2 separate regions of the Homo sapiens genome follow, and region 2 is linked to region 1. A link is a loop called in an ENCODE intact Hi-C map of the cell type or tissue named here. Cell type or tissue: A673. All regions are shown on one strand. Each heading gives the region's core, and the rest is flanking DNA. Links, peaks and the distances in the headings are about the cores only. Region 1 has its middle 20 kb from the start of OR9A2. Region 2 has its middle 130 kb from the start of MIR11400.

Region 1 (12,553 bases), core at 2,024-10,023:
GTCCACAGACCCACGATCTATCAAACGAAAAGGAATCTGAGGCACCAGAGGTAGGGCCCTGCGACACCATGACAAGTATGTCTAGTAGCAGTTCCCCGATTTTTCCCCTACAGCCATCTACATGAGTAACCATCACTGGAGACAGAGGAATATTCAGATATGTCGAGGGCTGTGGTATAGAGTAATATGTGAGTTAAAACTTATTCCCAGAGATCCAAAGCACCATGAATGGGCCTCTTATTAGAGAAATCTACAGGAGTCAGGTAAGGAATGAAGTGCTGATCCAGACGTATCTCACAGTCGTTCCCTCTTTTTTTTGAGACTGAGTCTCACTCTGTCACCCAGGCTGGAGTTCAATGGCATGATCTCGGCTCACTGCAACCTCTGCCTCCTGGATTCAAGCTATTCTCCTGCCTCAGTCTCCTGAGTAGCTGGGATTATAGGCACCCACCACCATGACCGGCTACTTTTTGTATTTTTAGTAAAGACAGGGTTTTACCATGTTGGCCAGGCTGGTCTCGAACTCCTGACCTCAGGTGTTCCACCCACCGTGGCCTCTCAAAGTGCTGGGATTACAGGCATGAGCCACTGCGCCTGGCCTCGTTCCTTCATTTTTTACTTCTTTTCTTCTCCCTTTTCCCCTTTTTACTTTTCTCTTTTCCCCTTCACTTCCACCCCCCATTCTCCCTCTCCTTCTTCCTCTCTCTCTCTCACACACACACGCACACACGCACATACACACTCTGAATGAATACTCATTCAGCATCAGGCCTTATGCTAGGCACTGAGAACTCAGAGATGAAATCCAGCTCATCCATCCAAGAGCTCAGTACAGTGACGGAGAGGGACGAGTCAGTGAACAGCACATGGTCACAAGCACCCCACAGAGGAGTGTGCAGGGGAGCATGGCAGCACAGAGGAGGAACAGCCAACTGGGCCTGGAGGGGGAAATAAGTAACTTAGATAGATATCTACTCATAACTCTCTCCATCTTCCTCATCTCTCCAATTTCCCACTCCAATTTATATCAACACATCATACATTTATTTTAACTCAAGGGAAAAATTATAAAGATAATCCATATAAAGAAGATACTGGCCAATTTATATCATTAGACAAGTCAATCTTTCTAATTAGATGGGGGAGCAAAAGAAGGGTGGATCCCCTGTGGGGGGTATGTTTTATTTCATGTTTGAAAGAAAAGTAAGTATCATCAGGCAGAAAATCTTGGGTCCCCTGCGTCTTACACCCGTTTTCAGCTGGGACTTGGCCCCGCTCAGCGTTAATCTCTTGGCATGCATTTCTAGTCACGTTAAATAGACATTTCATAGAAGACTCAGCTGATGTTAAGTCAACCATGAGGACATTCAGAAAGCGATCTTACAAGCAAGAACTCCCCGCTCAGGAGTTGGGATTTCAGAAGGTAACCAGCTTCTGCCAGGTTATTTTCTTTCTTTCTCACGGATGAGCTACTTTCCTGAAGCCTCCCAGAACACTTTAAAATTTGATCAGAAAACTACTCTGGAGAGGCTATAAGTGCAGAAGAGTAGCTTTCTCAGAGGCCCAGATTCTTTCCCCTGAATTTCGTCTCATCATTGGAAAACAATTCGTGGAAAAACATGGAATTTACAGCCAGACTTAGGCCCAAGTCTCAGCTCTACCCATTCTGAGTTGTATGAGCTTAGGTCAGGTATCCACTCCTGTGACTATGAGAGGGACCACTTCTTAGGAGATGAAGAACATAAAAAATACAGGAGCAGGTTCACATCTGGCCATAAGGAGCAGGTTCACATTTAAGGAGCAAGTTCACATCCGGCCATAAGGAGGAGGTTCACATTTAAAGGAGCAGGTTCACATCTGGCCATAAGGAGCAGGTTCACGTTTAAGGAGCAGGTTCACATTTAAGGAGCAGGTTCACATCCGGCCATAAAGAGGAGGTTCACATTTAAAGGAGCAGGATCACATCTGGCCATAAGGAGCAGGTTCACATTTAAGGAGCAGGTTCACATTTAAGGAGCAGGTTCACATCCGGCCATAAGGAGGAGGTTCACATTTAAAGGAGCAGGTTCACATCTGGCCATAAGGAGCAGGTTCACATTTAAGGAGCAGGTTCACATTTAAGGAGCAGGTTCACATCCGGCCATAAAGAGGAGGTTCACATTTAAGGAGCAGGTTCACATCCGGCCATAAGGAGGAGGTTCACATTTAAAGGAGCAGGTTCACATCTGGCCATAAGCTTCAGAGGTGGAAGAGCCATCTGAGATCATCTACACTTTTCTTTGATCTTTGGATTTCTTTTTTCTTTGAATTTGGACAATAAATCATTGGTTACATGGTTAGTCATGTCCGTGCTAGGAATTGAGCTTGGGTCTGCTGAATGACAAAACAGAAGGTAGACTAGGGAGGAAACAGTGCAAGGGAAAGAACACACATATCTATTCTTTTTTTTTTCTTTGAGTTGGAGTCTCGCCCTGTTGCCCAGGCTGGAGTGCAGTGGTGCAATCTCGGCTCACCACAACCTCCGCCTCCTGGGTTCAAGTGATTCTCCTGCCTCAACCTCCCAAGTAGCTGGGAATACAGGCATGCACCACTGCACCCGGCTAATTTTTATGTTGTTAGTAGAGACGGGGTTTCACCACGTTGGCCAGACTGGTCTCGAACTCCTGACCTCGTGATCCACCTGCCTCAGCCTCCCAAAGTGCTGGGATACAGGTGTGAGCCACTGCGCCCAACCAAGAAAACATATATGGATTATTTTCCCTTCCCTTACGCCTTTTCCTATTATATATATATGATCCATATATATTTTCATAGGATATTATATATAACATATATTATAGATATAATACATATATATGTGTTATATATGATACACATAAAAATATATATGTAATAGGAAAAGGTGCAAGGGAAAGAATATGTATATAATAATATATATATCTATATGTCATAGGCAAATTAACAGTAACAAAGATTGCAAGTTGGTTAGATTGCTCAGGGAACCAATGGAAATAGAGGAAGATTCATAGTCAGATCCTAAAAAGAATTTCCCAGGGTGCAGAAAGTGTAACTAAAATATGAAAGGAAGGAAACATAAATAAGTGAATGTTGATAAATGAAGGAGTCTGTTCATTAATCTATAAGCAAGACTACAAACTCAAAGTAAGATTACCCAGCCCTTCCAAGGGCAGGCTGGGCACGACAGAAGCAGAAACCTGGGGTGAGGCAGGGGCCACAGTGCAGCGGACAGCTGCCTGATCAAGCCTTTTGACTGCCGCTCTGTTCCCCTGTGTGTACGAAGATCTGCTGCTTTGCAGAAAGCTCGAGACCCAGGCCATGTTAAGAGAGAAGAGGCCCAGATCAAAAATGTTGCAGCAGTGATTTTTGGGCCTTTCTAGAAAGAAAGGTGGTATTATGGTGAGTAATGCTTCTAGAATGTTGTGTGTGATGGGGGGAGCGAGAGTATAAGCTGTATGCGTAGACCATGCGGCGTTACGAGTTGAAATATACAAGTAAACACTTCTAAAGTCAGCGTGCAAAATTAAGGTGTTAGAAGAAGTTTCAGATGAAAAAAATAATTAGAAAGAATGACTTGTCTAATGATGTAAATGGGCCAGTGTCTTATTTATATGGATTATATTTATATTTTTTTCCCTTGAGCTAAAATAAATGTATGATGTGTTGATATAAATTTGAGTGGGAAATTGGAGAGATGGGGAAGATGGAGAGACATGTGAGTAGATATCAAGGTAACTGAAGACCATTCAATGTGTGGAGGGACAGAGACAGATGGAAGGAGACTTGGGGACTGAGTAAGGAAGAAAGGACTATACATTAGAAAGGATGATTCAGCTTAGAGCAGAACTGGAGACGACTTGAGGCCGTGAAAGGAAGATTCACAAAGTCAGGGCTGGGGAACAAGGAACAGAGGCAGGGGCTGGTGGAGCTAGGGAGAGTTCATGCATGCAAATTCCGGGGGACACTAGCTCAGCTGGCTGACACTAGGGCAGAAAAGCTGGGGTCCAGTAGGCAAGGATGGGAGAGACTCTAAATACCACAGAAACAGCAAAGCTGCTTAGGAGTGAAACTTAGCTTTTAGCAATAATGACTACCATTACTGACAACATACTTCCAGCCGTCATGATGAAGACATTGCATACATTATTGCTTTTTTTAAAAAATTGTATTAAATTTAGGAGATAATTTTGTTAAATGCATAGATTGCATAGTAGTTAGGGCTTTTAGGGTATCCATCTCTCAAGTAATGTTTATTGTACCTATTAAGTAATTTCCCATCATCCATCCTTCTTTTCCTCCCCACTCTTCTGAGTTTTCATTGTCTATTATTCCACACTCTGTGAGCACATCATTTAACTCCCAATTATAAATGAGAACATGCAGTATTTGTCTTTCTGTGTCTTGGTTGTTTCACTTAAGATAATGACCTCCAGTTTCATCCATCACACACATTATTTATAATACAATAGCCTTGCTAAGAAAAGGTTATTATCTCCACTTTACAGGTGAAGAGCGTGAGGGCCACAGAGGTTAAGAAACATCTTGAAAGTGACAGAAATTGTATTTCAACTTGGTTCTAGCTGATGCCAAAGAGCTACCCTGAGGTTTCCCAGCCACTATTGTGAGGTGCTCACAAACCACTGCCAATGCGCTGACTAAATAATACTGGCTACATTCAAGCGTATGCAGCTGATGCTCTTACAAAGAAAATGCCCACCCATTGAAGAGTATTGCTGATTTTGCAATTTTTGTATTGCATGAATTTTCTCAACGAAGGGATAAAAAGGATCCATTTAATAACTTTTAGCGTCAAGTGGGGGATTCTCACAATTTGTTAGGGGAATTCTGCCGCTGAAGGAGTTTGGTAGCCACCGTGTGCTGCCTTTCCCAAGCCAGCCATGTTCTGCAGCCTGTGTAATCTCCAGGCCAATAGCATGCACAAAGTACTCAGTTCAAGGACCTCGACCGTGTGCAAAAGGCATTGTGCACTGCCTGCAGATGTGTGACTATGAGGCGCTCAGAGGAACACACTGCAGAACGAATGAGGTGAAGGAGAGACTAATGGGCTGAGCCTGGGGTATTAAACTGGATCTATATGAGAGGAAGCCACCGTCTTCCGTGGATGCTGCTAATTACAGCGACGAGATTATATGAAATGATTTTTGCTTGAGATAGTTTCTGCTATCATTGTATTTTTCTCATTTTCCAAGTTAATTAATTTTTATTAACAGTTTGTTGTTACCGCCTACCTTCCAAAGAATCAGGACCCAGAGAGGCCACGATGCCAAGTGTCAGAGGCGTGTGCGGTCTCAGAGGTGTGGATTCAGCTCCACCTGGTGGCAGCTCTACGTAGTGCAGCGGAGGTACCGGGGCGCTCAGGCCTCCGACTGCAAAGCCTGTTCCCCGGAGGATGAAGGGAGAAAGGGGGCAGAGCCTGTGCTTATTGCCAGAGTGAGGGGGAGAGTAAAAAACACAAAAGATCGAAAATATCGGGGACAATTTTTTGAAAACTTGAAACAAAAATAAGAGACATTCTGAAGCAAATCAAATTTTAAAAAATGGTTTGAGGGAGACCCACGAACCAAGACACTCACTGAGAATAATAGCAGAATGATTTCCATGAATAGGGAAACACAATTTAACTATTTTTTTTTTTTGAGACGAAGTTTCGCTCTCGTTGCTCAGGCTGGAGTGCAGTGGCGCGATCTTGGCTCACTGCAACCTCCGCCTCCCGGGTTTAAGCTATTCTCCTGCCTCCGACTTCTGAGTAGCTGGGATTACAGGCAACTGCCAATAGGCCCTGTTAATTTTTTTTATTTTAGTAGAGATGGGGTTTCGCCATGTTGGCCAGGCTGGTCTCGAACTCCTGACCTCAGGTCATCCACCCGCCTCGGCCTCCCAAAGTGCTGGGATTACTGGCGTGAGCCACCGCTCCTGGCCAATTTAACTAATTTTTAAAAGTTTGATAGAACTATGATCTTAAGAAGAAAGGTTAATTGAAAGGGATTCAATGCTGTGTTGATTCCCTCCAGAAGAGCCTGGGGCAGAGGTTGGTGAAATGGTTAAAACTGTAAACCCATGTTGCTATGTCTGGGAAAATCCTGTTCTCAGGTACGCATTTAACTGGGATGTTACCAACACATTTACTGTCTCCTTGGGGATTACAGAAGGCACACATTATACTGTTTTTACTGAATATATTGAATGCTACCAATAATATAACCAGTCCATGGAGCACATGCCATGAAGTAGGTCTGTCAGAGAGATATTACCTGCCTTGTCCTCACCAAACCATGTAAATTAAATACTCTGTCCCACGTTAAGGATAAGGAAAACAGGGATTCAGAGATGTCAGGTAACTTGCCCGAGTTCTCCTAACTACACAAACGCCAAGAGGAGATTCAAATTCAGGTCCCTAATTCCAGATCCTGTTCTTTCAATTCTATCATGGTGCTTTTCTTTGAACCACATGCATTTGAAATTTGATTTTAAAGTTGGTTTTAAATTGATTTGTCAAATTATTAATAAATTCATATGGCATAAAGTTCAAAAAGTACACAAGTATAGGACCACGTGAAAACAAATAACATGAAAAGCAATCTCTTTCCCAGCCATCCAATCTCACTTCCCCGTGGCAGCTGTGTTTTCAGAGCCTTGTATATCTTTCCAGGGTATGTGACCATGTGTAGGATTAAGAAATGTCAGCATCAAAATGATTGAGTCTCCAACATTATATAAAATTTTATTTGTATAACTAAGGCAAAAAGTCACAATAAGAGGTTAATTGACTTGAACATCAAAATTAAAACAACTTAGCTTGCTCCAACAGAAATTTAAATTCAGTCAAAAGCTAAGCACAGAGGAGTTTCAAAATAAAATGAGTTAATTCACCATTCAGTCTTTTGAATAGTTTTGAGTTGCTACTAATGGAAGGCTTCAAAACGATTGGTTAAATTTTCTCCAAAACTTTATGCACATTTCCAAAACCCTGTTAGAAAGCTCCGAATTATCCAGCCTGTCTTCCTTTCCTTTATTTTATCAAAACTGTTGTTCTGATATCCAGTTCTATTTCTTGGTTATTAGATTGACCATTAGCCAACCAAGTGAATGTTGGCTAGAGATACTCATCAAGACTCTGGGCCAAAATGTCAGTTTGGATTTTATTTCTGGTTACATTATGGGCAAACTAGATGGTCATTTCTCTAACAAACATCTTGAAGTCTTAAAAATGCTCCCAAACTCTTTCCCCCACACGTTGTTTTGTCAGTATGAGTCCAGTTTTCACATGCAAAGTGAATCAGATCTATCACACGCAGTTTTAAGTACATTTTTGCAAGAGGTCCCATTTTTAGCCAAGTCACAGCTGAGCTTTACTTTCAGCTAATTAGTACTTGTTCTTAAATTGGGCAGTTCCAACCCAAGCTAGGAGATGAGATGCAATTTACTTCCTCTCTACTCTCCTAAAATTAACTGAGCTGTAAAATGTGAGTGTTCCCTTGTTTTTCCCTGGGTTTGGTTCCATCATAAGGAATTCAACAGAACTCAGAATATTTCAACAAGTCTTGCTGTTCTAATTTGAACAGTAATAGAGTACTTCCTTTCAAAACCTCAGCTCTTTGGTTGCCAAGCAACCATTAATTTATTGTAACTAACTAGTTTTAAAATTATATGTGATGTTGAAATGCAACAATATGCTTTTCATGCTCCTGAACGTACACAGCATTGGCCAGATCCGAAAGAATATGGCAGTCTTGAAGTATCAAAAACGATCACGAGCAATGCTTTTTGAGATCAAGAGAAGAAGAAATCTGTCTGTTCCCTGTATGAGCTCCTTAAGAGTGGCCTTAGGGAATACAGGAATCTGTAAGGGTTATAAGGGTTACACAATTTGACGTCCACAAAATTAGAGAAGCCCCAGGCACTGGAAGATCCTTGTCCCTAAAGAGGAGTGACATGAACTAGGAATAAGATATAGGGTTCCCTTAAAGGGCCCTGACAATACTTCAATTCACTTCATTGGCAGAACCTTTTCATTCATCCTGTATTATGTAAGGACGTTTTAAGGTGTGTGTAGTCGATTTATTAAATGTGCTAAATTCAATGGGATAGAAATAGGACAAAACCTTATTTTTCCCTCTCTCTTTGCCTCCAACAGGCTCCATCAGATCTCCCTGTCCTTCCCCTGTCACATTTAGGGCAGATCCTGTAATTTTCCTTGCTTTGCTTAAAAATGCCTTCATAGTGTTCATGAAGACCCATTATCAGGTGTTAAACTGTGCTTTTCAATCTATATTAGAACTTCAATATTGAATCCAATTTAAAGAACTTCTTTTCCACTGATCAGAGCTGACTGGCTATTTAGAGACCTGCAGGTGGAGAGCAGAAATGGTTTGCTCTTTTCACTCCTCCTTACTCATCTACTCCAATCCCCCATCTTTGCCTGGATCCTATGGTATTAAGACAGGGAAGAGGAGGTCAAGGGGAAGGGGATGATGTCTCTTCACTTGCCTGGAGCTGTTTGTCCCATCCCTAGCTGCTGATGCCCTTTTGCGGGGCAAGCATCCAAACGGTATCTTTCTTACTGGGTGCATTTGTGGATTCTTTAGATACCTTGTAGGAACACCTGCATTTCACATTGCCTTGTGATCCCCTTCAATTCCTGTGCTTGTTAAACTTACAGCCTCTCAGTGCTGGGGTCTCATTTGAGGAGGTACCACTTTTGGGCCAGGAACCTTCACCAAGGTTCATCATTCCCATGGCATCCACGTGGCCCCTTTTGCCCTATCAATGATAGGAATACCAGCTTGCTATCATAACTTCCCACTAATAAGGCAAGAGGACTCTTTGCTCTCTCAGACTCTGAAGGTAGGTGTTCATTGCTGTAACAGTGAAACAGCAAGAGAACTAACATAACTAACTCCATTTTTGTTTCAGGGACCTTTACCCATGCCTGCATGTAGGCTAGGATAATTTTAGAGCACTGAGATATTACGCAAAAACGGCAATCATGTAGTTTTAAAAACTAACTCTGGGATTAAAGGAGACTTATGTAAACAATTGCATGAAGTTTTGTTAAAGATTTATAGGAGCATCATGACCTGACCGAAGACAAGAAAGTTCCCCGCCTCCTCAGACCCTCGCTGGTGCCCGGATGTCTGAGGTCATTGGTCACCTCTCCATCCCAACCCCCTCCTCCTCCTCCAGCATTAACATAAAAAGGGTACAATTTGTACCGACTTAAGATGGTACTTTAAGATGCAATTCCATCATCGTCTCGGTTTGCTGGCTCTCCGAATGAACATGCTTTTCCTCCCACCAATTCGTGTCTCATGCTGGGCTTTTGAGCAGTGAGCAGCTGAACCTGGGTTTGGCTACATTGCTTCCTGAGTTTCTCTCACCATGTCACTCCCCTAGGGGCACCAGGGTGGGTCTTCTGGGACTTTGTGTTCAACCAGGAAGTGGCTAAGAAACAGACCTAACTTCTATAGGATAAGTAAAGGACCTAAGCCTCTTGGAGACGGCCTTTCCTTGCCTAGGGCATGTGGGAGAAGGAGCTATAAAACTCTACTCCCGTGAATTTCCTCCCTCTAGTAAACACTCTTTTTCTTTATAGCATGGGTTGCTGGTGAAACAAAGGCCAATGGATTGTCATGGCATTTTTAATGTCTTACAGATCTGTGTCTGGCACTTCTTTAAATTATTTTGGTACTAAATGCCTATTTCTTGTGGCCTTGAAATTCTATGACATATGAAAATGTTAATTTTCATATGTCATTATAGAGGCAACCACAAGAGGGCAATATTTCAGCAGCCGAAACAAAACCCTAGGAGAAGATGGCTGCCTTCCTCGGAGTACACCGATGTTGCTCAGATGCCTTTGGTCTACCTAGGTTGAAAGCTAGATAGAAAGTTCAGAATTGGGACAAGGTAAAGGGTCACATCAGGAAAATGCAAAGACGGGAAGGTGTAGCAAGACAGCAGCACACCAGTCTGGCAGACAGACAAAGACTAGAAAATTTGGGAAGAAATCTGCAATTGAGAAATGGGAAGTAAAGCACTCTTTTCTCACCTCTACTCTTACCCTACAAACCTGCTCCAGGCTATTCCACTCTGTGGTAGGCTGAGTCTTCCAAGAAGGAGACACCCAGCAGGATCAGAAGTCTGAGCAATTTCTTTGGGAAAATACAGAGGGAGAAGAAGGAAGAAGCCTGGCATTGGGAAGGCAGCGAGAGCCATCAGATAGTGATGGGGGCGTGAGCATTATGAAGGAGAGAGTCAAGGTGGGAAGACTGAGTGGAAGAGTCTGCGATTGCAGTGCAGCTCTAACAAAGTCCAACAAGTGCACCGAGTTCTTCTTGAGTTTACATTGCTTACCTGAGTGGCTCCCTGCCAGCCACAGTCATTAGCTAGGAGCAGTCTGTGGGAAGCATGACCTAACTAAGACATGAGAAGGATTTTGGAGCATAGCAGCTAGGGCTGCCAGTCAGCTATGCTCCCTGTCGTTAGAGATGTGAGAGGGGCATTTGCAGGGCCACTGCACACCCTAAACAATGAGTGAATGAATGAACGAATGCCCTTTTCTTATCCTTGTTTAACCATTACGTTACCATCCAATCTTATATCTCCTTTCCTGCAAAGCTTTTGAAATACAAGTACATACCCACTGTTATTATTTCCATACTTCCCATGCATTTTTTTTTAATCCGCAGCAAGTTGGATTCTCCTTGCCACTGTCCACTGAAACTGTTCCAGCCAAGCTGATCAGTTTTCACATGCAAACTGACTTCCCATTTATTTGCCCTGTTTCCAAGGACTGCATGAATTTGGAGCTCAGAAATAAAGTCAATTGGGGAAGATAATGGTGGATAAGAGATATTTGAACAGCCAAAAATGTGAGAGAAGGAAGGGAGATAAAGCTTTGAATATTTTATAAAAGAGGAGGAAGAAAAGAAGAATACTGAGAGGTTAAAGAAAGTGTGGACTTTAAAAACAACTTCTGGGATATTGAAAAATCTTTTCAAACAGGCGAATCAGGCAAACCCAGGGACTTTGTGATCATATGAAATCGAAGTGAAAAAAATAACCAATCAAATCTTCCATCTTCTGGCTAACTTCAGATTTGCCAGAAGAGGTCAGCAAAGACATTAACATCAGTCTTTGCCCTCCCTCGAGGCAGGATGGTGGGTTAGAAAGTGCTTTCTGCCACTTTGCTTAGAATTTATGCAGGGCTTCCATTATCCATACCCCTATCTTTTTTAGGCCCTCTTTCCAGAGTTTAACAGCTGCCTGAGCTCCTGGTGAGAGGATGGACCAATCTAAAATAAATAATAACACACATACCCTTTGTCTTATGTAATGACAGATCTTCAATTTAAATTTATGTACTGCATCTCTATGTAAACTAATTAAAATTTCTGGCATGTTAGCCTATGCAATTAGACAAGAGAAAAAAAATGCAGGGCCAAGATGTTAAAAAGGAGGAGAAAAAAAGATTAACATGAATTTTAAATAATTTGTTTATCTGGAAATCTCAACAAAATAAAGTAAAAAACCAATGTGGCTGGGCACAAAATTTATATTGAGAGTCAAAAGACTTCACATATAAAACACATTAAGTTAGAAAATATAATGGAAGGAAAGAACCTCATTTACAAAAGCAAAAGCAAAGAAATATAACATTATTAGGAATAAGCTTAACAAGTAAAGATTTACATTTAAACTAGATTGACATTTAAAAAAATGCTCCTGAAAGACACAAAAGTAGATTTGAGCAAATGGAAAGGTGGAGTAAACAATACAAAGATATCAATTCTCCTCTAAGTGTATCCATAAAAATGATACAATCACAATTTAAAAATCAATAGTATTTTTTAAATCTAGAGAAGCAGATTACATTTTATTCATGCATTATTTCATTCATTTATATTTTTAGAGACAGAGTCTTGCTCTGTCAGCCAGGCTGGAGTGTAGTGGCATGATCATAGCTCACTACAGACTTGAACTGCTGGACTCAAGTGATCCTCCCACCTCAGCCGCCTGAATAGCTGGGATTACACATGTGAGCCATCGTGCCCAGCTTAGATTAAACTTTTTATTATGGAAAAATAAACAAGCAAAAAATTTTCAAAAACATTCTGAAATAGAAGCATAATGAGGAATAACTACATCTGTAAAACAGACTATATAGCTATAATGTAAACAGTACTATCATTGGGAAAAAATGAATTATTCAATAAATGGTCAAACAAACTAGCAGCTACCTAAAAAACAAAAGTTAATTCCATTACTGCCTATGTCATACCAGGCTGTTTAAAATGGGTCAAATATTTAAATGTAAAAAAAAAACATAGATTTAACATAAGAAATAAAAGAATGTTTATAAAAATGGGTAAGACCTTTCTTAGGATGACTTAAAACACAGATGTCATAGAAGATTGACTTTATGAAGAATTTTTTAAAAATTTGCTATGGTTAATACTACCCCAAGGTAAACAGACACACGAAAACACCAGAAAACAATTTCAACTCATATCAC
Region 2 (12,553 bases), core at 2,421-10,420, 400 kb after region 1:
TGCTGAGCTTGCCTATTAAATCTAGTGGAGTTGTCTGTGTACATGTGTATGTGTGTGAGAATTCATATTTTCTATATACAAGATTATGTCAAGTGTCAACTGTAGTTAGAGATTGTTTTATATCTTCCTTTCTAGTCTGATTGTCTCTTATTTTCTTGAAATGACTAATTGCCCTGGCTAGAATGAGGTTGTTTCAGGTTGACTTTTTTTCTTTCAGTACTTTAAAAATGATGCTTTTCTATTTTTTTCCACTGGGTATCCCAGAAAAAAAAATTGTGCATACTTTGCCTAGACTTACCTGCTCCCAATAGACAAAAGCTTTATGGAAGAATTTCCACTCATCCATTACAGAGTGTGGCAGAGAATGCACACCTGCAGCTTCAGGTACCAGCTCTGAGAACAGTGAGAAACCATGCTGAACTTGGAGTTCTGCATGGATTCATATGCAGATTTTGTTTATTCTATTAAATGACAGAAGCCATAGATGAATGGTTCCTGGCTCAGATGAAGATCTGTTCTAAATTTTAAAATTTTAGATTCTCTATGGTCTAATTTTAAGCTACTTTTCTTAGTGTGTGTGTGTGTGTGTGTGTGTGTGTGTGTGTGTGCCTGTGTGTGTGTGTGTCTACGTGTAAGCCCTGAAGTATAAGGCAGCAGTGAGTGAGGTCACTGGTCATAGAATGAGCAGATAGTGAGTTTGTTTTGATTATAAGGATAGATATGAGGATATCTCAAATGTGCCACAATTTCAGAATGACCCCATTTGAATTTGTATGTCTTCTTTATTGAATATTCTCTTTCATCTGTGTTCCCTGGATTTGTTGGCCATATTTTTATTCTTGAAATCCAAGGGTCACCTTAATCCCTCTGATCTCCCTCACTTTTTACAGCAGACAGTGTTAAAATTTTGTTCATTCTGTATCCCAAGGGTTTATTCTCCTCTTTCAAATTCTGTTCCTGTTGTTTCAGTTCAAAGCCTCATAATTTCTTGTCTAGGCTATTCCAATAGTTAACTTTTTCTTTAAGAAATTTATTTTATTGTTTGTGCTATGAGACTTACCCTGCTAACACATTTTTAAGTGTATAATACAGTATTGTTAGCTATAGGTTAAATGTGCTAGCTTTTTTCTTTCCCATTTTAACATCCCTCCATTTAGTTGCTTTTGACAACTTTGTCTAATATATAGATGACTTAATTATTTTCTGGCTCAATAATATGAAAAGATCATTTTTGAAATCAAAAGAAAATTTAAAATCTTTGGATTCTCTATGGCTTAATTTTAAGCTACTTTTCTTGACTTCACCCCTAATGATATTACACTGTGCTCCGGTTTTGCTGAGCCCATGTGTGCCTTCCCACTTCAGTGACTGTCCTGCTCCCCACTCTGCCTAAACCTTCATTTTCTAATTCCAATATCATTGGAAGAATCATTCAAAGTTGCTTTAAAACATTCTTTTCTGCCAATATTCTTGGTTTTCACCTCTAACTCTGAGCAAATGGAGCACTTTCTTTATGTCTATCTTATGGGATTTCCCTCAGCCTCTACCACTTCTGTTTAAGTGTATGTGCATGTGTGTGTGTATGTGTGTGTGTATCTGTCTGTCTTTCTTCCCACTAAATGGTATGTTCCTAGAAGGGAAAGTCTTATTCTTCTTTGTGTTGTTAATAACATTTATCATAGTCCCTGATGTGGAGGAGCTATTATTTAATAACTCTCTAAATTAATTAAATTTCCTATTAGTCAAGATTGAGTTTATCCTCCCTAAAATTTCTAAGCAAGTTAACCACAAAAAATACAAATCATTTTTCTCTCTTTCCTGCTTCATCATTCTTCCTTTAGCTGAGAAGTTACTTGAGTGCTTATAATATAATTGCACGGGTCTGGGGCTACTGGGTCTTCTCAAGAGCTCTAAGATTGATATGTACACCTGTTCTACTAGATAACTGAAGCCAGGATAATTTCCTATTGCAACCAGGTGATTGCATCACTCTGAGTAGCTGGTATTGTAGGGGTAACTTGCAGAGTCATTTTAGGCAGCAGATATTTTGCTGTGAATAAATGTATTAGCCTCAGGCAGACTGACTACAAATCCTTGGAAATTACTTTTTCTGATTAATCATTTTACTCTAAGCAGCTATAAGCAAGCTGTGGCCCCATCTCTAGATTTATCAATACCACAATATGAGACATTCCTCAATGTCTTCCCAAACTTGTCTCATTCTCAACTTCTGATTGGATATTGTCGTTTCTAGGTGACTGAAAGTGAAAAAAAGACAGGAACTGAGGAAAGGGCAAAAGAGCGAGCCTAATGATGCAGCCATCAGTGAAAAACTGCAAGCCAGGTCCCAGAACACCTGAAACTGGAATGCCCCACCTGCTCCCAGTAGAAAAGGCCACTAACAAAGAATCTGGGGCCTAGGGCAGGACCAGTAGGTATGTCCTATAAATAAGGGAGAGAGCTTATGTCTGTCTCTCTGTGGTTTCTCCACCCCAACCCAAATAGCCTGGCACATCACAGTCCCTACATTAGCTCCTCCCTGTCAAGAAACCCCACCTCCTGTGCAGCCTAAGTCAGATGTCAGAAATAGTCAGGCCGGGCGTGGTGGCTCACGCCTGTAATCCCAGCACTTTGGGAGGCCGAGGTGGGCGGATCACGAGGTCAGGAGATGGAGACCATCCTGGTTACCACGGTGAAACCCGGTCTCTACTAAAAGTACATAAAATTAGCCGGGCATGGTAGTGGGCGCCTGTAGTCCCAGCTACTCGGGAGGCTGAGGCAGGAGAATGGCGTAAACCCGGGAGGCAGAGCTTGCAGTGAGCCGAGATCGTGCCACTGCACTCCATCCAGCCTGGGAGACAGAGCGACACTCTGTCTCAAAAGAAAAGAAAAGAAAAGAAATAGTCAAAACAGCCTCTCCACTAAATCCTAAGTATCTGAAGCTAGGTCTTAAGCATTGGCACTTTGTGTCTACTCATCATCAATCAAAATATCTATGGCAGGTCACCATGGCAACTGTTCAATCTCATGCCAACCTTCCCAAGTGTCAAAATTTCTGCTTAGCCACAAGCAATGACACTAGCATTTGCCTACAGTATTGACAAGTTTGGTGGCCACTGTATAGCAAGAAGACATAATGTGCTGTGTTCAGACCTCTGGGAACTGTTCTTATTCTTGTCTTTCTCCACATAATTTGTAGTTTGTCTTCCCGCAGTATTTCTGTACCTTTCAGCTTCCTATTTTCAACTTCCATTAGTCATCCTTTAGCTGTCGTGCCCCTGGGCTTTTTCTCTCTGCTTGTTCTAGTTCCTTTCTCATTCTTTAAAAAAAAAAAAAAAAGTATATATATGTATACACACACACACACACACACATTTTTTTAAATTTTTGTTGTTGTTGTTGTTGTTGTTGTTTTTGAGAGGGAGTCTCACTCTGTCGCCCAGGCTGGAGTGCAGTAGCATGATCCTCAGCTCACTGCAAGCTCCGCCTCCTGGGTTAATGCCATTCTCCTGCCTCAGCCTCCCGAGTAGCTGGGACTACCGGCGCCCGCCGCTACGCCCGACTAATTTTTTGTATTTTTCAGTAGAGATGGGGTTTCACCATGTTAGCCAGGATGGTCTTGATTTCCCGCCTCGTGATCCGCCCGCCTCAGCCTCCCAAAGTGCTGGGATTACAGGCGTGAGCCACCGCACCCAGCCTTAAAATATATATATATTTTAATTTTTATTCTTTTTTGAAAATTTCTTATTTTTTTTTTAAATTTTTAGAGACAGGGTCTCATTCTGTTACCCAGGCTGGAGTTCGGTGGCATGACCATATCTCACTGCAGCCTCGAACTCCTGGGATCAAGCAACCCTCCTGCCTCAGTTTCCCGAGTAGCTAGAACTATAGGTGTCAGCCAGTGCACCCAGCCCTTTGCCATTCTTAATTCAACATGATGATAGTAGAGCAAATCGAATTAAATAAAATCCCTGATTACAAAAGCCAGCTCTACAATTGGCTTAGTGTTCATCCTGCACTTACCCTCCTTAAACTTCAATTTCTTTGTTAGTAAAACAGGGATAAATAACATAATTTTGGGTTGCTGGTATGGATGAAATGAAATACCATATGTGAAATATCTAGCATGGTACTTCACGTATAGCAATATCCTGCCTAGTTTTTTCTCCCTCTTAAAGCCCATACCACCTCTAATGAATATTATAATATGTTCTTCTAGGAGATTATTGAGCTGATTTAACATAACTGTTGTGATGATACACTACGTTTGCTTAGAAAGAAATTAAGGTCATTCTTGTAATTTTACTAGAAAAAAGTTATTGCTTCATTTCCAATCTTTGCCATGAAACATACAGTTGTGAGACATTGGACCAATTATTACTCTTTCTGAGCCTATAAAATTGGGGATAATAACACCTACACGAATAGTTCTCTTATTCACAATTAAGGGAACAAGTCCCATGTAGCATATGGTCACAGTATCAGCATATGTTGACCACATATGGTAATTTTGACATTTATGCTGATATTGTCTGGCACGGCTGGGTTGACTGAAGCAGAATGACATCTCTGGACAGATCTCTTTCCTCTTGGATGGAACAAGCAAGAGAAATGCACACTCGTTGTTTGTAGTAGATTTGGAAGGTATCGCACAGTATCTGGGGGTAATGACAGAATAACCAGTCATGGAGTTGCTTCTGTCAGTGGTCCAGTAAGAGCCAAACCGTGAAACTCAACAAAAAGCTGAAGCACAGCAATCCTAAATAATAACACCTCATAATATTAGGCCAAACCTATGTATATTAGCGTTTGAGTTTTAGGCACCACACTAGGGATTTTCATGAATTATCTTATTTAACCCAATACTATCAGGTAGGTATTATTATTATTATTATTATTATTATTATTATTGAGACAGAGTTTCACTCTTGTCATCCAGGATGGAGTGTAATGGTGCAATCTTGGCTCACCACAACCTCCGCTTCCCGAGTTCAAGAGATTCTCCTGTCTTAGCCTCCTGAGTAGCTGGGATTACAGGTATGTGCCACCACGCCCAGCTAATTTTGTATTTTTAGTCGAGACAGGGTTTCTCCATGTTGGTCAGGCTGGTCTCGAACTCCCAACCTGGGATGATCCACCCACCTCGGCCTCCCAAAATGCTGGGATTTACAGGCATGAGCCACTGTGCTCAGCCTCAGGTAGGTACTATTATCTTCATTTTAGAGGTGAGGAAGTGAGGCATAGAGAGGTTCACAGTCTTGCTCACGTTCACATAGCATTTGAGCAGAGGAGCCAGAATTGTGGTCTGCATTGTTTGATTCCAGAGCCTACACTTTTAACTATCACCTTCTAGTGACCCATGGCAGGCAGCATCACATACCTGGGTGGGCAGTGGACATTTGAACGTCTTCTTGCGGCATCCAGGATGAGACTTAACGCTGTGAACACAGATAGTTCCTTTGAGAGAAAGGTATTTCTTTAATCATGAGTAAGTAGGGGTCAAAGACTATACCTATCAGACAGAAGTCACATTGTCCAAGACATTAGGTGGAAGATCACTAATCTTGTTATATATTACGCATGTTGAAGGGACATTTTTATTACGTATGGAAAATATATAACTTTTTTATTATTTATGAAAATATATGTGAAACATATAAAACATGCCAAGGTGGACATGAAAGATGTTTCTATAATTCTGAGGATTTCCAAGGCAGTCAATAAAGATGCCTTCATTAAGGGAGTTATCACTGAATAGGGAAATATTTTAAGAGACCAAACAGAAGGCACAGGTTGGGAAAGAATCAAGTAAGAGAGACAGGAAGAAAATTTGGTTCAAATGATGGGCACTGGCGGAAGGGGAGAGAGAAAGGGGCTGGCCTTGTTATGAAAGCCCATCTGGGAAGAGCAGGAGCTCAAAAGCTCAGAGAACCTGGAAACATATAATTAAAGCATGAAAATAAAACAACAAATTACTCAGTAAACTGTAGAGTGTTAAATGAACATGAGGTATTTTTACAGCCAATGACATTGTTGGCAGGGTGCGCAGGAGACTAGAGAGAAGAGGGTGGATTTCTCCGGAAGGCCAATAAATGTATAACAATTCTTTTATCCTATTTCACTTTTATTACTTATTTTACCCCGTTGTCACTGGCATGTGGTGACATTTATGTATTAGTAGATGAATGAGGGAAAGTCAATGTCGCTTGGTTTTCTTCACAGAGAAAATAGGTCTGGAAATATCCTGGTAGGTTTATTAGCAGGTAGGAATTGGGAAACGTTGGAACACATTGAGAGGCAGTGGGTGCTGGGCAGACAGTGACAGAAGCACTACGAAGACCAAGCTGAGTTTTTAAGTTGAGGCTTCATACACCATATATCGCTAATACAAACTGTAAGTAGGGCTGAGATATATTTAAATAGTAAAATGACAAAAAGCAGACCAATGCTATAGCTTCGTGTTTATTTATTCTATAATTTAAAAAATCTATTTCATTAAACCGAAACAAAGAAATGAAGGTACTGCAACATTAATAAACAATTTACTTTCAACAGAGATGCTATCATTTGTGTCATTATCTACAATGACCGTATAGTTTAATGTTCAAATTGAGACACTTTTGTATGTGAAAGAGGATACTATTAATTATGACAGGACAACAAGACTAAACCGTGATTGCGTGGTAAATCATGACTGCGCGGTAAATAAATCATGAGGTCCCCTCCCCAGACTTTCTAACACGTTCCTTTACTGCCATCTAGCAGCAGTGGAGGGGATTGCAGGAAATGTATAATACTTTCACAAACCACATTTCAAATTAGCTTCAAAGTTATGGTATATAGGGGTGATCTATAATGTTCCTTGCAATCAGATAGTCTCTGGATCTGTGTTATCTGCATATGTAATTATGTTCATATTTTCCAGCTTGTAGTGATGTCTTCCATCGCAACCCTGATTGTCACATGTGTAAAATAGCTGTAGATAGATAAATAGATAAATATTATAAATACATATATTTATATATTATTTATATATAATAATATATAAACACATATATTTATATATTATTTATATATAATAATATATAAACACATATATTTATATATTATTTATATATAATAATATATAAACACATATATTTATATATTAATACTTATATATAAATATATATAAGTATTTGTATTTATATATAAATATATATTTATATATATATTTATATATAAATATATATTTATATATATATTTATATATAAATATATATTTATATATATATTTATATATAAATGTATAAAATACATTTATATATAAGTATTTATATATACTTATATAGAAAATGTATTTTTTATATTTGTATTAAAATTTACATAAAATATATTTGCATATATTTATATATCTCTTATGTGATATAAGTATATCAATAAATATATATTATTGATATAAATTTATATAAAATGTTATAAATTTTATGTTTTTATTAAATATAAATATATTTATGTTAAATGTATACATAAATATTCTAATATTTGTATAAATAAATAAATAGCAAGTCAAATAATCATATTTGTATCAGATCTTAGAGACTAAGTGGAGCAAGTCTCTAATTTTGAAGAGGAGGACACTGAGTCCCAGAGAAGTAAGAGCATTTGCCAAGATTTCACAGCTGAAGGGGAGTAAACAAAACCAGTTTTGGGATTAGAAAGCAATTTTTCTGACTCTAATTCCAGTGTCTGTGAGTCTAGGGCCTGCAAGAGAGAGAGAGGAACAGATGAGTGTTTGAAGTAACAGAATAAAACGTCGCGCTCCCCTGGGCAGCTGTGTGAGGAACTGAATGTGCTAGGACAGTCCCCGAGTGGGGATTTTAGTCAGTGTTTCTCTGGCATCCATCCCCTAAGAGGGTCGTGTTGCCGTCTGCCTTGCGGTTTGGTTTAGTCACTGACCTCCAGGGAAAGTTGGTCTTATTGAAGAGATGGATCTGCAGTAGTCAACAGGCTGTTCCATAAATGTACATGTCATTGCCTCTGCTGGGGTACGTTGGTGGGGGAAGAGTTTGCAGGAGAACTGTGTTTGAGATAAAATCAGTAGGAATGTTTTTGTGTTTTGGTAAGTAATATCAACCTCAGATAGCTGGTCTCTGAACTTGGAAATTGGTCTGGGGCCCTTCCTTCTAAACATGTGGATTCCTCCTGATCCACAGAATGTCTCATTTTGTATTTGGGTAGTTTCAGGAGCCCATTGTCCAGTGTGCCCATCATGACCATTTAAGACCTTAATTCATGGTCTTGTACTCTCCCGGTAGCAGCTGCAGCCACAACAATCAACTCGCTTCTTTCTTCTGGGGTAGGAAGATAAGGAAGAGGCTTTTTCAAATGTTTTCTTGGAGTTCAACTGGGAGAAGAGCAGCCAGAGGGTTTGCACCCTGGAGGGAACTGACTCAGCCATGCAGTGCCACCGCTACTGTAGAGATACACGGCTGAGTCCCTCGGCTCTGCGGGATGGATCTTCAGTGTGGAAGACGTTCCGTTAGGTCTTTCAGCTGTGAATCGTTCCTTGGGCATCCCTGAATCAACTGCAATGTTTTGGTACTGGAAGGAAATCAGCAACTTCATTTCTTGCCTCAGATTCTGTCGGTACCAGTGAACAAACATGTGACCAGAAGATGGATCGCACCTCAGAATCACCTCCTGTCCCATGTTGGTGACCTTGTGTCTGGGGGTCTGGCTGACTCCAGGCTCCGAGTGTCCTGTGGAAGAAGACGGAAGCCATAGAAGGTGAAGGGAAGCCCAAAGAAAACATCTTTTTTTTTTGAGATAGGGTCTCTCTGTGTTGCCCAGGCTGGAGTGAAATGTCGTGATCTCTGCTCACTGCAGCCTCTACCTCCCAGATTCAAGTGATCCTCCCACCTCAGCCTCCCAAGTAGCTGGGACTACAGGAGCACACTACCACGCCTGGCTAATTTTTGTATTTTTTGGTAGAGAAGGTGTTTCACCACGTTGACCAGGCTGGTCTCGAACTCTTGACCTCTGGTGATCTACTCACCTCAACCTCCCAAAAAGGTGGGATTACGGCTGTGAGCCACCACGCCCAGCCAAAAACATCTTTATGCAAATGTTTAAGTATACCTGGACCCACCTGCCGCCAAGAGACACAGGGTCACCCAGCAGAGGAGCCAGATATCCATGGTGAGGTCAGGCAGTGCAAGACACTCCCAGCGATGGGTTCTGATGTGCAGTAGCAAAGAGCAGTGAAAGTTCTGGGTTCCCTTGGCCGCATGATGTAGGATCTGGCCATGACATCATGTCCCCAGCAACACCCACAACCTCAGGGCACCTTCCATAGGAGATGGGGATCCTTGGTTCAAATATTTGGCCTCATCCTTATTTTGCTACATGGACGATGTTAAACAAGGCTCCAATCCCACTTGCAGGTGCTTAGGAAAGTTGAAGATTAAGGAAAACATAAGAGGAAGTGGAAAAGGAAAGAGAAGAAAGTGAGAATAAAAAAATGAAGAACAAAATTTTAAAGCACTACAGAAGATTTGCGATGTTATTAATCTTACGAAGTCCTTGGGGCAGAACTTCAGCACTAACAGAAATACTCAGGAGCAATGATACGTATTCCTAAAGTCCACCAACAAGAAATTTCGACTCTGAAATTCTGAACCTGTCCTAGAATATACCTGTTTAACCCATGCCTCAGGTGACACTGAGAAAAGTTGTCTCAGACCACATTTCACAATTTTTTCTTTTCTTTTCTTTTTTTTTTTTTTTTGAGATGGAGTCTCTCTCCATTGCCCAGGCTGGAGCACAGTGGTGCAGTCTCAGCTCACTGCAACCTCCGCCTCCAAGTTTCAAGCGATTCTCCTGCCTCAGCCTCCTGAGTAGCTGGGATTACAGGCTCCCGCCACCATGCCTGGCTAATTTTCATATCCAAAATTTTTTCAGTAGAGATTTTTAAAAGGCTAAACAACAACAACAAAAAACTTTCCCATTAAACTAGAATATTACACTTTAAATAGAATGAGAAGAATTTTCCTGGGAAAAAGAATATTAAATGGATAGATTTAGTTTCTGGGAGCTGCATTGAAAACAAAAAGAATAGAGAGAAAATGAGAAACTAGTTGAAAATGATGTAAATGAAACTGAGCAAAAATTAATGCTCAGGACTTAGGGCATGGTCAGTATTGTCAAGAGCTTCAAAGAGATCAAGCAGGCAAAGAAACACACATGCGTCTTTTGGTCTGGGAAATACGTAATTTTAATCTTTAGGAGAACAGTTTTGGTAGAATGGAAATATTTCAAGAAAAAGCTGAAGATAGCATCTAGAGGAGTGACTTCCCTGTGACAAAAGCAAAGATGTAGACCACCAACAGCAAGACTGGGCTTGAGGGGGACCGAGAACAGAACGCTAAGGAACACTCACTTCTGGAGAGCGGGAAAAGGAACTTAAAATGAGAAGGTATAATATTAAATAGATCAGAAAAATGATAAAGTGAGAACTTCTGTTTCCAGGAGTCACAGTAAATTTTTTTCCCAAGAAAAGAAGTAACTTTGGACTTCTGGAAGTAAGACAACTGGGTTCAACTTATACTGAAATAAGAGCAGATGTAACTGGAGAGAATAAAGGAACTTCTCTCAAAGCGAATGCTAGGTGGTGACCAGATCTGTGAACAGAATGGATTATCAAATTTTAACAGAGTTATTTTGAATTCTATAACTGCTCAACATAAGTGTAGTCTCCTGCCTAGGTACAGTTGATACCATAATGCCTCATTAGGAATATTGATGTTGAGTACATTGCCCCTCATTACAATTTGAATCATATACCTGAAGATCTTTTAATTCTCTGTGCATTAATATGTTTTACACCAAGAGTACATTAATCTGTTCTCCTTCAGTGCCATAGAGGCCAATTAGTGAATTTGTAGGATCTGAAGTTGTCACACTTAAAATGAACATGCTTTTTGTGTTATCTAGGTTTAATTTCTTTTTATTCCTTCTATTTTATTTATTTATTTATTGTTTTGAGACAGAGTTTCGCTCTTGTTGCCCAGGCTAGAGTGCAGTGGTGCGCTCTCGGCTCACCACAACCTCCCCCTCCCAGGTTCAAGCAATTCTTCAGCCTCAGCCTCCTAAGTAGCTGGGATTACAGGCATGTGCCACCACACCTGGCTAATTTTGTATTTTTAGTAGGGATGGGGTTTCTTCATGTTGGTCAGGCTGATCTTGAACTCCCAACCTCAGGTGATCTGCTTGCTTTGGCCTTCCAAAGTGCTGGGATTATAGCCGTGAGCCACCACACCTGGCCGGTTTAATTTCTTAAAGAGAGATTAACCAGACTCTTTACGTGGTCTGATATTGTTCTAAATAATAAGGTTTTGATCCCCTCTCCAAACTCTTCTCTTTTCCCAAGGTCTCTATATTCCAGAAAATGTATTATCCCCAACTTCTCACTTGTGATGGGTGCCTATTGGATGTTCTGACTGGATTCCACCCCTTGAAATCCTTGGTCCACAAGGTCAGAGGGACAGACTCCCAGATACTATCTTGTTCAAAATAATTCAATTCCCTTGGATTTCCACGAGCCCATTCTTGAGTAAAGCAGGATCACATTTTTTCCCCCTGCACCCTGGATTTGTAATCTAGCATGAGAGAAAGTCACGTTGGTCTCAATTGACTGGAGGGCTAACACCTAAATCTGCAATTTTCTAATCACTGTAAGACCTAAGAAACAGAAAAGACAACTTATAATAAAAGAATGAGGCCGACAAGGTATATAAAAAATGAGTTGTCAATCAGCCATGCCATGGTTCTAAGGTTTTTTTTTGTTTTTTGTTTTTTTGAGATGGAGTCTCGTTCTGTCGTCCAGGCTGGAGTGCAGTGGCACGATCTCGGCTCACTGCAAGCTCCGCCTCCCGGTTCACGCCATTCTCCTGCCTCAGCCTCCCGAGTAGCGAGTAGCTGGGACTACAGGCGCCCACCACTAGGCCCGGCTATTTTTTTTTTTTTTTTTTTTTAGTAGAGACAGGGTTTCACCGTGTTAGTCAGGATGGTCTTGATCTCCTGACTTTGTGATCCTCCCGCCTCGGCCTCCCAAAGCTCTGGGATTACAGGCGCGAGCCACCGGTTCTAAGGTTTCATTGCAGTTTATTTCTGGGAAGTTCCTGTGTTCTTGCTTTGTGGTTCTATGGGACATACATTTAGCCTTATAATACATTCCCCTTTGGCTTAAGCTAGCTCTAGTTTCTGTTATTTCCTTCCAACCTAGTATACCACCTGCTTCCTGAGCTGAGTCCGTGATGAGTCTGTGTCCTAAGATTAGCTAATATTTAACACTGTGGATTGGCTGCTGGCACAAAAATACACTGCTGAATCCTCAAGCTTCGTAGCCTGGATCTCAAGGCTACAGGGTGAATTTGGGAGGCACTTAGCTGAAAATCTTTCCTTGGGCATACCTGTTTCATCAAAGACATTTTCATTCTGGAAGGAAATCAAGAACTTGAACTCGTTTTTCAGGACCTGTTGGTACCAAAAAACATAACTGTGTCCTTTTATT

What was found. A loop is a pair of places that touch in the nucleus more often than their neighbours do. Peaks named below come from ENCODE experiments on the same cell type or tissue, not always from the same donor. Only the 100,000 strongest peaks of a DNase experiment are listed, where the experiment ranks them.
Region 2: it touches region 1 in a loop (3-fold over the local background); 21 of 110 quality-filtered maps call a loop at or near these places.

The regions. Positions count from the first base shown.
Region 1 is chr7:143,000,903-143,013,455 of GRCh38, reverse strand. No RefSeq gene overlaps it. Among named protein-coding and RNA genes, the nearest start is that of OR9A2, 20 kb to the left of the region's middle. In A673, for the core only: CTCF peaks have their summits at 5,374 (motif pointing left), 9,599 and 9,808 (motif pointing right); DNase peaks (open chromatin) are centred at 5,335 and 9,835; H3K27me3 peaks cover 600 bases.
Region 2 is chr7:142,598,254-142,610,806 of GRCh38, reverse strand. It overlaps TRB, the pseudogene TRBV16 and TRBV17. Among named protein-coding and RNA genes, the nearest start is that of MIR11400, 130 kb to the right of the region's middle. In A673, for the core only: CTCF peaks have their summits at 6,563 and 6,764; a DNase peak (open chromatin) is centred at 6,726; H3K27me3 peaks cover 1,339 bases.